2 separate regions of the Homo sapiens genome follow, and region 2 is linked to region 1. The links are chromatin contacts, found by Hi-C or POLR2A ChIA-PET in ENCODE. All regions are on one chromosome and are shown on one strand. Each heading gives the region's core, a stretch centred on a gene start or an enhancer-like site at or near the end of the contact. The rest is flanking DNA. Distances are from core to core; before and after follow the strand shown.

What was found. A loop is a pair of places that touch in the nucleus more often than their neighbours do. ChIA-PET counts read pairs that join two places held with the same protein, here RNA polymerase II (POLR2A). Pooled maps may share reads with other maps.
Region 2: a loop to region 1 is called in a map with no recorded cell type, with 2.4 times the contacts of the local background. The contact joins two enhancer-like sites. A Hi-C loop is called at or near these places in 2 of 168 maps with a recorded cell type or tissue (GM12878 and mammary epithelial cell), 6 of 37 single-sample maps with no recorded cell type and 6 of 50 pooled maps. POLR2A ChIA-PET finds 5 or more read pairs at or near these places in 4 of 52 experiments (AG04450, MCF 10A, activated B cell and 1 more).

Annotation. Positions count from the first base shown.
Region 1 is chr11:29,290,850-29,298,421 of GRCh38, reverse strand. No RefSeq gene overlaps it. Among named protein-coding and RNA genes, the nearest start is that of LINC02755, 300 kb to the left of the region's middle. Within about 2 kb of position 4,426, at least 2 of the 41 ENCODE cell types and tissues checked have a DNase peak (open chromatin) inside an H3K27ac peak, as active enhancers do.
Region 2 is chr11:29,324,249-29,331,820 of GRCh38, reverse strand. No RefSeq gene overlaps it. Among named protein-coding and RNA genes, the nearest start is that of LINC02755, 270 kb to the left of the region's middle. Within about 2 kb of position 2,625, at least 2 of the 41 ENCODE cell types and tissues checked have a DNase peak (open chromatin) inside an H3K27ac peak, as active enhancers do.

The DNA of each region.
Region 1 (7,572 bases), core at 3,177-5,676:
TACAGCAAGCAATTGGCGATTGGAGGAAGGCAGCATATTTTGGGAAGATCTCATTTCTGTTTATTTGAAAGATGTGCATCTGGGTTAGATAAAATAGGGAATGAGTGGAAAAGGAAAACTTTTACTGATTGTCAGTGGGATGTGTCTAAATGCATTATCCCTCATTTAATTCTCAAAACAACAATGAACATTATTATGATATCCATTTTAAAGATACAGAGGAGTTAAGTGAACTCCTCTTAAGTGGCTAAAATTTGATTTACACATAGATCTGTTTACACAAAGTTATTGAGGGAAGCAAGGATTCAGGAGTTACGAGCAGTCAAATAAATTGACAGATAAATAGTGGTGTGCACTAAGAATTGACCCCAAGGCAACCGTACTACATTTCTTTGATATTTTACCTACTCGGGGTCTGAAACCCCTGTTATCTGGGGTGGTAATGTGGTGTTAAAACAAAACGAATGACAGAAAGGTTGGCTGCAAAATGATGTTAAAATAAAAACAGTCATCACTATGTGGGCTGCCACTACCACACGATGGAGTGTACTGGTCATTTGAGTAAGTGTCTCCTTGGCCATTGCTTTTTTTTTTCTTTTTCTTTTTTTTTTTTTTTTTTTTGAGATGGAGTCTTGCTCTGTCGCCCAGGCTGGAGTGCAGTGGCGTGATGTCGGCTCACTGCAAGCTCCGCCTCCTGGGTTCACGTCATTCTCCTGTCCTTGACCATTTCAGTGAACTTCCTTGGCAGTTCATTTCCTCCGTATTTAAAAATTGGAGAGGACTCCATGTTAACACATTTTGACAATGAAAAGGCATTTACAGACACTAGATGTTCTTATTTTAGGATTATAGTCCCCAACTTGTAACAGGGCCAGCCATTTTAAGTATACTACTGCTTTTCTACTTGTTTCATTGAGATTCATTATAGTTGTGACTGCTGTTCCATTAATTATATAGATAATAAAGGCTAAATGGGGTTTGATATATCCAAATTACCTTTGGAGCAATCTTGTTGAAATGCACTGGCAAAAACGAATAGTGCAAATATAAAATGTGAAAGATAAATTTCAGATTGTGTGTCCAGCCTTCCATTTACCTTTGGCAGTAGGCCAATCTGATTTAGTTTGGGTTTATTTAATCTTAATTTTAGGAAAAATTTTCTGGAAAAGAATCCAATATCATTGATACTAAGGTCTCTATTTCTCTGACCTGTTCTTGCTTGTAGTTTGTAGAAGTGGTTTTCCTTACTAGAATAGCATCATTTTTCATTATTCTGTTACATGCCAGCTTGTTTCAGACAGGGTGTAAATAGATTTCCTAGAATATCAATTGATGGAGAAAGAAATATGAGTGACTATCTTAAATATTTTTCCTGTCATTCAGAAGCTGTAGCCAAAGTAAAGCGGCTGTAAAAAATGGTAAGGTTGTTTGCCACCTCCCTTTGACTCACCACCTATTGAGAATAACCTTGCAATGTGACTTAGATGTCATGAAATAAAGTTTAGAAAGTTATTTGTTTAAAACACTGACAACTGGACAGTAGGCCAAGAGCCATAGACACAGATACCTGCCAAGCAAATTTGCTTTTTGAATCAGAAGCCAGCATCCAAATACACTGGGCCCTCTGAAGCATCTCTAATATTTACACAGTAATCTGATTTGGGAGCCTCCTCACTTCTCTCTTTTCCACTAATTTAGTCACCCTCTAACAACTTTGCAAATTCCAGCAGGGGTCAGGAACCCCAAAAGCAATTTGTCCTAAAATCACAGAGAATCAAGATGGAAAGCCTTCACTGGTGCAGCCAGGGCACACCTAGCGACTTAGAGGAGCAGACTGTTCACCATGGTGTACTTCCTATTCCTCTGTGCAAACCTGGGTTCATTTGCTTCTGGGGAGGCTGGCTGAATCACCTTCTTGGAAAGAATCATGGTTTGGATAGACTGTCCTGCTAGGAAGTTTTCTTTTCAACCAACATTTTGTTTTCTTCCGTTTCTGGTTATGTCTTCTTGGATTTTTTGTTTTGTTGGACCTGAGGAAAGAACCTGGTCTTAATGGTTATGCCTTCTTGATAAACCTGAATTCATAGCTGGCATGATGTTGGCTCTTCCTGTGCTACAAAGTCCTTGCACACATTTTGTATCTAGAAAGTTTTCTCCTTAGCTTGGGTCTTGAAAGTTGTTCTTTGCCTAGGATGTTTCATTAGTCTTTTAAATGAAATTCAAGTTTTCTTGAACTTATTATTGACCAACCTATATAGGTATACATTATTGCTGTTTCCTTAATAAGATTGAGTTACAACAGACCCTGTGACTGGTTGCGTTGTCACATATTAAATGTCTCCTCTGATCTCCTGAACATCTCCATTATTTTTTGTTTCAGATTTGCTCTTCATTTATGATTTCCTATTTATTAGGGATACCCTAATAATAAGTTATAGTTTCCATTTCTACACATTCCCAAGAGAATGAACTGATAAAACTGGAAGAAGAAGACACATTAGTTTTTAACAAAAGGAAGTTTAGAGAGAGCAAAAATGAACAACTTATAGAATTCTGGCTCCCACTATGTGCCAAACTCAGGGAATTGGGGGGAATTTCTTGGCAGCACCAAGAAGTTGGGAATATAATGGTGAATAAGACAGACCGTGTTCCATATCATTTAATTCTCATAATTCAAGATATTTATAACTACCACTTGTCCTCCATTCATCCCATTTATAGTTGAGCCATTTGTGCAAGATCATTCTGCTGCAGAGGTTAAATTAAACCTCAGATCTGCCTTATTTCAAAGAGTTCTATTAAACTTCATCGAGCTCTGTCTCCTTTCACTTCCAGGCAAACAAAGCTGGAATGTATTGTGCCTTCACGTTTCCATACCTGTTATGTATTGGTCCATAATAAAATTTCCTTCAGCTCTCATCTAGTCCTATATGTTTAGAGAAGCCTTTAAGCAATTGTTGCACCCAGTTGCCATAAGCTACTGCTAGGTTCCTGGCCATTTTATCCTTCTTCCTACATTTCAGACTTGATCACAAAAATAACAAAAATTTTCAGGGGAAATCAAACTTGCATTCAGGATTTATATATTATGAATAAATTATGGCTTATACTGTTTGCTAGCATGATTCAGAGTACCTACTTCTACGACATCAAACAGAGGTATGGAATAGAGTGTGGCAAAACCTAATGGTTACTGGTCAGTGAATCAGGATCTCTGGGTTCTGCACTTAGGGTGTGTGAAGGGGAAAATATCGTAATCTCAGTTGGTCTCAGATGAAGTGGTTCAATTATACTACCAATAATCATGGATCTCCCCCGGAGTAACTCTGTCTCTATAGTCCTAGGCCTGTATCCATAAAATAGGAAGTACACTTAGAAAATGTGACTGAAGACAATAGATTTGCCAAGTAACAAACAAAAAAAAGGAGAGACAAAAAGTAAAACAGAAATGGGCCTGGAGGAGTAGTCCTTAACATTTTGGCAGAAAGCTAGAATACCTCCTTTCCATTTTCCTGGAGCTTTGCAGGTATGGCTCCCTTCCACAGTGCTGAAACAAACATCCCCCATTATCACTTTAGCTGCTCTGAGATTGGTAACCAAGGAGGAAATGGAAGAAAAAGGTTTTGTTGTTCCTCTTTTGTCTTGGGTAAGAATAGCTTTTGAGATAAGAATACATTTATTTTTATTACCTTTGTTGATTCCATCATTTTGTTATTCAGTTATTGTGTACTTTTTATCATAAAAGACTTTGGGGAGAGCTTTGCAGCTTCTGTTAAATCATGAAACTAGTTTTAATTTAAGCTCAGTCCAAATACGATTTCTCAAAATAGAGATGTTTCTACCAACATATCATTTTTATTTCTTGTGTGTAGTCAAAATAAAAAGATTAGACAAATTTGATATAACAGTCATGATCACAGGTAAACATTAGAAAGGAATAAACTTTGCTTTTTCACTTGAAAATCCAAGTGTTTTCTTCACATGAATTGTAAGAAGATAAAACTATACTGACTTAAGGAGGGAGGCTAATGAGAATTTTTTAGCCCATACATGGGCCTCCTTTAAACTATTTTACTTTTAGTTGTCCTACATTATAGAAAGCTACCAGAAGATTTAGTTTATGCATATACAATTAAAATACAAATACAAATATATGTATGTCTGTGTCTCTACATAGACCTACATTTATTAGTCAAACAATAAAAGAAAATTTGTTCCAGTTATAAAATGCTCAAGCCAAATTTGTCACACAGTCAAGGGCTTACTTTGTTCTTTGAATCATCCCTGAATGACCTGTGTACAAATTACAAAACCCTAAAGAGTTAAAAGTGTTTGTTTCACAGGAAATTGGAAGAAATTTATGTGCGCAAGTGAAACTGAAAGGTCGAATGTGTGACTCACATCTATTGACAGATGGAATGAGCATAACATAAGCAGACAGTGACTAGAAAACAAGCCGGTTGTGTGAAAGTATTTTTAGAGACTAATTTCTACCCAGCTGTGTCATCTATGAATGGGAGAAGTTTGAGAAAGTTACCTAGGGATGTCTGAGCTTAATCAAGTGAAAGTTAATGATACTGATTTGGCTTAAATATTCACTTCAAACTTTGGTGTGCAAACATCAAATATACCAGTATTTGAACTAATTACCAGGGAAGCTGGATTGTTCCTTTATCAAAATGACATAATTGTCTTTATTAAGACCTCTCATGATACCTGAATTTTTAGCAACATAAACAATAATGGCTCACATTTATAAACTCATTTACAATTTGAATAGCATTTTCATATTCCTGTGAAGTTAGCAGAGCTAATATTACCTCATTTTAGAGTAGAAACATTGAGTCCAGAGTCCCTTAGTCACTAATAAAATTCAGAAAGCTATCAAATGGTAGACATAGTATAAAAACCAACATCTACTGGCAACTAGTATAAAAGTTAATGGTGAAGTCTCTGATCTCCTTCGTCAGACTTCCTGGTTACTAAATAAATATATAATTTTGGAAACTTTAACATTTTTATGCCTCAGCTTTCTGTCCTTACCATAAATCGTGAATAATAATATATGTTTCTCCCCAGGGTTATTCATTATTGAGTCCCTCCTAAATGTCATGCATTTTTCTAGGTCAGGGATAAAAATCCCTGTTCTCATGCAGTTTATGGTCTAGTTGAAAAAGAATAGACAATCAATCAGCCAATCAAAATAAGTATATTAGGTAATGATAGATGCTATGGTGATAAATAAAGCAGGAAATGCTTTATTTATGAAAAGTTCTACCCAAGGAGCTGTTGGAATTTTAAATCATTTTAGGAAATTGACACCTGCTTGATTAGTAACAGTATAGTCCACGAAAATTAATATTGACCTCTGTAGTAGGCCTGGCTAGTTAGAGTAATTTTATTCCCCAGGCAATATTGACTGACTAATGGATGAGAGCATAAAGCCAAAACGTTCCAATTTCTGTGAATTCGGGAAGTTGTACTGGAGCTACTTGGAAGATTCTGGGAAATCTGAATCTGGAATAACTCACGACTTAAGACTTTGGCCGCCATGTTAAGACCTTGTATAACCTGAAAATAAATGCCATAGAGAGACAAGCAGAATCAAGAATAGAGATGATGTTCTTATGACACTATTGGAGTTCCCTCTTAAATCTTAACATATTTACCTGAGATATTTTTTGTTAAGTAAGACAATGGGTTCGCTTTATTGATTACTTTGTTTTGAGCTTTGCTTATTATCATTTGCCACCAAAAAAGCTTGACCAGCATAAGCATAATGAAGGGTGGGCAAGATTTCCTGACAGAAGATGCATCTCAATCTCACCAAGTAGATCACTGATATCACTTGCAAGGAAGTGAATGCATTTTCCCAAATATGTGTCACTACAGCATGGTTAAAACTTCTTGGCATTTTCCCTTGGATCTCCTAAGTTATGTCAGTAGACATTTCAAGTTATTTAAAGAGGACTCAAAAATGAGAAAGTATTCGTGCTAAAATGGAAGTAAAAATCGTTAAATCCAACACCTTCGTGTTTTAGATTAAGAAACTGAGATTTATAAAAATTTAGAGACATTGTCCTCAAACTACTGAGTTATTTTGTAGCAAAACATATCTAAGCTTTCTGTCCTCTGATATATTGTTGTTTCCACTTCAGTATTAATTCTATCTATCTCCATTTTCTCCCATATTCACTTCCCTATCACAGCAATGTATGGCACTGTTTCTCTTGCTAAATTATATTTCCATAGAAGGAGGAACTTTGAAAAGAAAACACAATGAGTAACCGCTGATACCACTTATGTTATCTTTTGTAATATGGTATTAAAACTGACTTTGTGGTAATGTACATCTTCATATGACCTCCTTATCTACTTGATTAGCAATCAACTGTACCTTCTCTGTTATGTTACATTTTCTGCAAAAGAAAATTTTAAAACTCCCATGATTTTCCTTTTTTGCCACTGATTTCGTGGTTTTGGAAACTCATCATCTTCCTAAACAATAAGATATTTAACTCTGTCTCTTTTAGGTCCTTCAATCAAATAAAATATTCTTTTATTCTTTTGATTATGAAATAAGATATTTTTGATAGAGAAACAATATGAAGTACATTCTTCACCCAATGGTTGTTTGTCATGACACATACTTCTTTACACTTTTGAGACTCAGTTTCCTCATCTGTAAAGCAGAAATAATTATGCTTTCCTTTTTCCCTATCAACCGTCTATATTTGCTGTTGAGGTACATAAAAGATACACTATAGTGTATAGTGAGTTTATAAGTGCTATATAAACTCAATGCCTCATTATGATTAATCACTGAAGAACTGTTAATTTCTTTCCATTGTTTTAAAGTTATGAATGGTGGTTGAGGTCCTGATGAACCATTGAAAAACAGTGGAACACTTTAGTGTTTGCACAGAGTAAAATCTTCATGCCTAGGAAATTTTGATAAAGAAAGCCCTTTAGCTATTATTTTTTTCTAGCATTTAAAAAAATCTGTGCTCCTTAGAGCTCTCACAAGTTACTATAGGAGGTAAGGAGAAGTCCAATAGGACAGAGTTCCAGGTACCCCTGCTTCACTTTCAATCAATATAGCTCACTTTAATCAACTTCCCCCACTTGAGGAATTCTCCTGAGATATAGTTGTAAGAAAGAGCTTCTAGATATTCTGACACCACCCCCCCCCCACCGCCCCTCACACACAAACACACATACAAAGATTGAAAATTCTGGATGGAGTCTTTTTCATTTAAAAGATGAAAAAACTGAGGCCCCAAAGAGATAAGTAATTTTCCAAAGTTATCCAACTCCACTTCCATTGGCAAAGTGAGGATTAAAATCTAGGTTCTGATTCCCCTACCTTCACCATCTCATCATGCAGCATCTTCCTGTGACTGGGAAGTTTTAAGATTCAACAGTGCCACTTCTGGTTTTGTTTTATTTTGTTTAGGAAGACATGGTATTATATATGAACTTAATTATAGGATTGAACTTTTGGGACTAGCAATCCCAAAATTTTGGCCTCAAATGATTCTCCTCTCACCGTTACTTGCTTTCACCAAAATG
Region 2 (7,572 bases), core at 1,376-3,875, 35 kb before region 1:
CTATTCTAAGAAATAGAAAAGAGTGTAAAAAACATGTTGGGAATTTTAATGATAGATATTATTTGCGTGTTCTGAATATGCACTGTAATACATATGCCAAACAACACCAACCTATGAAATAGAGTCACCAATATTGTATTGTTTGTTTTGCATACTATGACCTAGACTCACTTGCATAATTCTTCCTTTAACTTCCGGATCTCCACTGTACATTAGCTAATTTTTCCTTTCACCTCTTTGAGACAGTCTCCTCTTTGTTGAAGCCAACAAGGAGATCCAACAAGGTGTGGAGCAGATATTATAAATAGCAGTGATTTTAAATTAGATTCCTTTTTTTTTAGTTGAGATTAGGGAACAGTTTCTTGCCAATGGGCATAAGGACTATAATTGTAAATTCTTGGAGAAAGAAAATTGATCATCTAAAATATTCTTGATGAAATTCACCTTCAGTCAATGAACATTAAAAAACGACAAGGTAAAAGTGGACGTACAGTTCTCAGTGGTTTTATTTTATTCTGAAACTTTCCTATACTTTGTTGGTAGATCAGTAACAAAGGTGTACCTATCCTTAATCGAATTAGTCTGTTCGTTCTGATTGTCAAAGTGGGTCTTATCTCCTATGGGAAAACCGTAGAACTATTTATCTTTGATTCTTATCTCCCAGAAAGAAAAACAAATCTCTTCAGCCTGAAGCGGATTGATTCTAGACTTATATTACAAGGAAAGTCCAGTACTAAGAGATATAGAACTTTCCACTTTTCTGTTTTTGAGTAGTAGTTTAGATTCAAGAACTCATTTGGAGATGAAACAAAGAAATATCTAAATTAGGAAAATATTCATAGGGTTACATATTCCCATAGGTAAATTGATAAAAGCCATGACTTAGAACATCTGCAAGTTGGTGAAAATTCCTAACCTGCCTTCTCTCTGCTATATATCAACCATCTTTGAGCTATTGAAGGGGAGAATTCTGAATTAAAGGATATAGTTCAAAAGTGTTACTCAATAAATATTTGTAATTGTTTGTGATAAGTGATACATTAGTTATCAATGCCATTATCTGTTTTGTAATTGTGGAAGGGGTTGGTGGGAAGCATGACGGTGGTCCTGGGAACAGTGACAACAGCCAGGGCAATGGGGACGTGAATGTCATGCTGCTAGAAGTGCTGAAAAATGTAGCTGTGCACAGACGCTCCTCATGGAGTATGGGTGTTTTACACCATTCCCAATATCTCATGGACTGGTATTACAAAACAAATTCTGTAATCAAGAGTTATCTGGAAAAGAACAATGCACACTCTTTTATTCATATTATAACTACACTGCACCGAACCCAGTGGAATATATCAGTGAGGGGCAAACCAATAATTTTGTAGAAAATAGTAATTTGAGGCTGGAATGGAACAATCTGGATGATGAACAGAAACTTCTGAGCATCTGGTGACCATGTAAGAGGGAGCTAAAGAGTCAGCAATGATAGTAATACCCGCTTTGGTTTTCAACATGCTCTATGCTGGCTCCCAGTTTCTGCTGAGGTGGTGCCGGTATCTGCTATGGAAATTTATGAGGAAAGACAGAAGAGGTGCTGTTCTCTCACCTTCACATTAATCAAAGGAGCTCTATTTTTACCTGTCTTATACATTGAGTTTCTATGAAGGATCTCATTTGAAGAACCAGATCTATTCTAAAAAATAAAAGATTACCTGCCATAAAACCCTATTGCTCATTGAGAAGGCCAGAAAGAGTGTTTCGGCTTTGTCTTTGAGTCAGTAAAACAATAAAAGGTGAACATCCATGCCTTAATTTTCCACAGCAATAGCTTACAAAGTGCAGTCCCTCAGCCAACAACAGTATCAGTATCTCCTTGGAAGTTTTTATAAATGCAAATTCTTGAACATTACTCCAGACCTATCTAAAGCAGAAACTCCAATAAAGCCCAGCAATCTGCATTTTAACAGGTTTTTAGTTGATTCTGATGCATGTTCAAGTTTGAGAACAAGTGTCCTAGAGCTTAATTTAGTTTACCAAGTAAAAGAAATGAGGTGGTATGAATAGAAAGTCACTGTCAGTGCAGTAGTGCACTTTCTAAGGAAAACCTCTTCCAAGTATTATATCTTAGCTCCAGTCTAAATCATCATAGAGAGAATTGGTTTTCAGTTTTAGAGAAAGGAAAAAATGCCTCCAGTTCTTCTATTCCTCCAGCCCCATAAATATCAGTCAAAATAAAGCACTAGCTTAACAACTTAAAACCATTGAATAACGCTTTGAAACTCTATCTCGGCCCCAAGCTGCTTATTTGAAAATAGGTGGAGCTAATTAAGAGACAATGGTAAAGTCACTGACATGTTACAATTTGCAGTGGTTAAACGCAGTCTTGTATTTTGTTTCTAACAGATTCATTAAAATAACTGTTGCTCATAAATTCCACTCCAACTAGGTCACCAGGTGATGCACATGTAGGAACAGTGCTAGAAGAAACTGCAGTCACAGGGAATGAGGCAGGATCATAGGTTGTCAGTTTCCTTCCCAGAACCAGGGCATTTGCCATATCAGTTACCTTCCTGAAATCATGACCCATGTGGGTGAGACTATGCTAGATTACACTGGAGTTACATTTGGACTTTTCGTCAATTCTCAACCCTGGCTCTTCTCATTTCAATGATGTTATGCCACTAGATGGCTCCAGAGTGTCTACCTGCACATGAAAGTCCAGAGATTTGAAAATTTGAGTGCACTTTGTAAGCTTTCCGCAGCCATGGTCCTCTGCAATTGAATTCCACTCAACCAGAGGTGATGTCTCATTTTCTCTCCTCCGTCTTTCAAGAGTGATGGTGTCAACAGAAAACATGAATGCCGCAGACCAATAAAGCACGTGTCTTCTCCACATTCCAAACTTTAAAGTCTAGCTTTGAGCAGATGATATATGAATGCTGAAAGTGGGAATAAACATTCTGTTTTATAGCATTTCATAACTTAGGTGGTTGTGGGTTATTAGAAAATGTAACAGAACAAAATGGACCAAAGATTTCCCATGCTCAAGCCTTGCTTAATCAGAGAAGCTAAGAGGTAAGTTATTAAGCCTGACCTGCCTTTTTTATATTCTGTTCTGGTGGTGTTGGTTAGTGTGGAAACTCAATTTTTGTTTGTTTTAGTTTTTCTAAGTGTAAAAGTTGGTTTTTTTTTTTTTTTAAGTTTGTGATATGAACTCAGTTTCTTCTAGGCTTAGCTTTCATTTCTAAATTAATCCAATTTGACGACAGCTTCTAAAATGAGCAATCACGCTTACCAAACTCTCCCATTGTGATAATGAATTGTTTCTGGGATGGATACTTGAAGTAAGTGGAAAGCAACCATAGACTGAAATTACCCATCCAGAGGCCTGAGAGAACATGGATCAGGAGACAAAAAGCCTGAATCCAGAAGGAAGAAGGCTCTAGGGTTGAAAAGGCACCCCGTGTCAAAGTAGGAGCTTCACTTTGGCAAACCAAAGCCATAAAGAATTTGAAGTTTGGGGATACTAATTTTATGAATAAGCAGAGGAATTCAGTCTGCAGAAAGAAGAATGGGATGTGTACAAAGAAAATATCATATGCGAGAAAAAAATTTAGACTCAGAAAGATACACAGTATAGGTATCTGAAAAGCTTCCAGTTCCTACGTGCACTGCTTATACTTCCTTCAACCAAATGCCACATGTGGTTTTCTGAGACTTTACAGCCACTCTTTCCCCAACTTTTTACATTTTCCTTGAGCTGACTGTCAAAGATTCCCGAACAGTCCTTTGTTCTCAATGAACTAAAATTTAGAAAGCATATTTTATTGTGAGTCAACTCAAAATACTAAATTCCTTATAGTTGAGTTTATGAAATAGGGGAAACTGTCTCTGTATCTTTGGTCCCGATAGTTTTTTGGTTCTTTGTCACCACTATCTCCTGACAGAATGATGGTATTGGCCTCTGACCTGGTTCTTTGCTACTCTCCACCCTCCCATAAGAGTAACATTTTTTTTTTTTTTGAGACAAGAGTCTTACTCTGTTGCCCAGGCTGGAGTGCAGTGCCGCGATCTCGGCTCACTGCAAGCTCCGCTTCCCCGGTTCACGCCATTCTCCTGCCTCAGCCTCCCGAGTAGCTGGGACTACAGGCGCCCGCCAACACACCCGGCTAATTTTTTGTATTTTTAGTAGAGACGGGGTTTCGCCATGTTAGCCAGGATGGTCTCGATCTCCTGACCTTGTGATCCACCCACCTCGGCCTCCCAAAGTGCTGGGATTACAGGCGTGAGCCACCGTGCCTGGCCGAAGAGTACAATTTTTAAAACAGAAATCTATTTTTTCCACTCCTTGATTTAAACCATCTTTCCTATAAGAAAAAGTAAAGTAAAAGCCTTACAACGGCTTTCGGGTTTTTGGCCTGGGTCCTGTCCATCTCTCCAATCTCATCTTAGAGTCCTATTTCTTCTCTTCATTCTCTGTGCTCTAGCCACCCTGGCCTTTCAAGTTCTAGGACAGACCATTTTCTTTCCAACTTCAGAATCTTTGAACACACTCTCCCTTTTCTGTTAACTCCTTCGCCCTTCATCTTTTACTTCAAATGCTACTTCCTTAGGAAGAAATTCATAAACCCCTACAATAAAAAGACTTCATTTTAGCACCCTGTTTCCTGCATAACACTTATCTCATTTTGAAGCATTTATTCACATTCACTTGTGTCTTGTCACCTATTCTCCCACCAGACTGCAAAATCTATAAAAACCGCTACTTTTTAGTGTTTTTGCTCACAGTTGCGTGCCCAGTTTCAGGAAGCTCACTATATCTTAGTTGAATGAATGAATGAATGAATGAATGAATGATTCTATGAGTACTTGAAGAGAAGTTCTGAGCCTTGTAGCATATTCTGTGGGAATTTTTTGTGGTTGTTCTGCTTGATATTTTAATTTCCTTTCATTATGATGCATACTTATTCTTTTTTGTGAATGTACGGCTGGTACAATGTGTCTAGTTTGCATTGTACAGTTTTTGGAAAGCCTTACATTTTGGAAGTAAATATATTTAAGAAACACATTCAATTTGAATAATGTTTCATTATAATCAAGAATCTCAGAGATATATTCATTTTTGTGAATTGGAGAACATTTTTACCTGAAGGTTGGCATGAGGATGAATACATGACAAGATTAGAATTGGAGGGTGTAGGCAGAGACAATGGGAATTCTAGGCTATTCCAAGGTTTTGAGGATGCTTGGTCCTTATTAAGTGAATTTAAGTTTGCTTGATATTTTTTCAACAACTACTACAAAAAAAATCTGATCACTTGAATAACTTCAAAGCACATGAAAGTAAAATAGGCATTGCTGGTCATTTTAAATAATTTTAAAAGTATTTCCACAACTTTTCTTTGAGGATGTGAAAAACCAAGAAAACATGTTCAATCATAGCTTGAAAAAATATAGACAGGTAGAAAGAATTCTCTTTGCTATTATTGAACTATCTTTGCTGAGCTGAACTTATACTTCACCAAGAAAGTATTCTGAATTTATTATTTTCCATATTGTTTTCCTTTGATTCCAGTTTGATCTGTGAATACCTTTTTAAAAATAATCATCAGCAAAAACAATAGGCATATGGATACTTACTTCCCCATCATCTTCAATTTCCACATTTCATCAAATAATTTTCCCTCTATTACATCCTTTAATGTGCTTTTTGGCATTCTAAAAACCCAATGCAATTTCTTAGCTTATAGTATTGCTGTATGTCTATAAGTATTGCTGGATGTTTTCTCATATTTTGGGAAATTTTTCTACTTTGATTTCGTTGGGCAAGTTACACGTTCACTTTCTACTTTCCCTTTGAGGGTATTTGGCATTTATAATGCTGAGTTGAACCTTATGATATCATATCTAGCTGCCAATATTTAACCATTTGCCCTACAGAAATGGCAATTTCATGTGGAACATCCACATATAAAAATAGCTAACATTTATTAGTTGTTATATATCAAATACTTATCTACTTACTTTTCACACATTATTTTATTTAAACTTCTCATTTTATAATCTAAAATATTCAATATAAGAGAAATTAAAATAAATTACCGGCCAGGCGTGGTGGTTCACACCTGTAATCCCAGCACTTTGGGAGGCTGAGGCGGGTGGATCACGAGGTCAGGAGTTCGAGACCAGCCTGACCAATATGGTGAAACCCCGTCTCTACTAAAAATACCAAAATTAGCTGGGGTTGGCAGTGCTCGCCTGTAATCCCAGCTACTCAGGAGGCTGAAGCAGGAGAATTGCTTGAACCCAGGAGGCGGAGTTTGCAGTGAGCTGAGATTGCACCACTGCACTCCAGCCTGGATGACAGATCAAGACTCCATCTCAAAAAAAAAAAAAAAAATTACCCTAATAAAATCACTATTAGGTAGGGAAGCTGGGTTGTAAACCTAGGTCTGCATCACTCCAAAATCTAAGGTGTTCAGCACTACAGTGTCTCTTAAAGGTGATATCTTATTTACTTTTTTCTTATCATTTTTTGAAGATCATTACTGAATATTCCTTTTCAGAGAAAGCTACTATTAATTCAAATAAAAGTGATAATTTCTCCATGGTTCACATACAAAATTCCAAATATATTTTCCAGAAGCTATACTTTAACAAATATCAAGGTGTTTTCAAACATTTGAAAAATATTTTTTTTGCTTTTTATTGGAATAGTTTGTCATTTTGTAGATAAAAATTTTCATGTGTTCCTAAAGCAATTTTTTCTTAGAAACAGTGGCCTGAAGCCTCTAGAAATAGGGCTTAATACCTAATAACTAAAAATATTTTGATTCTTCTTAGTTTGCATTAAAGGAAAATATAAATGTGTAGGGAAAATAACCATTCATGCCAGATCACTTGCCCTCACAAATCATCCTATAAATAAATCTGCGTTCTCTGTCTGCTACAAGTTTTTTAGAAGCGTTTAAAAGCCATTTTTAATTACTGAGAATGGGGTCTATGTGCAGCTTTAATAAAATTCCTTTTTAAAATGTGGAAACTGTAAGTTCAAAACCCAAATCAAATGTACTTTGTGAGCTTTGTAATATGAGATTGTATAGCCATCTGGCCCCCAAGCCATCTCTGCATATAAAACATAAATAACATTTTTAATTTAAGTAATAGATAAATCTGTTTCAAGTGCCTCAGCATCCATGCCCAACATTGTCTGCCAATCTGTTGATCCTAAATAATATTTTCAAGCTGTGGTAAGATTATTGGTGTTCTGAAGCAATCTGGAAATACCAAGTTCTTATGCCAGGAAATGGGTCAAAATGTAATCTCTTCATGTTATTGTTTTGATTTCAGAAATAGCTCTGTCCTTCACAACACTGGGAGCCTGTATATTTTCTTCTTCTCCTGGATTTGATTACAGCTGCCATTCTGCTGTTGCAGTGTAAACTTTATTAAATATCTACTTTTAATTAACCTCCTTGGCACTAGAACCTCTTGCTAACATCAGATCATTTTTGGTTTCTCACAACAGTTGCAGTTTTCTCCTTAAATAGTCATTCTGTAATATTCTGTCCTCATATAATT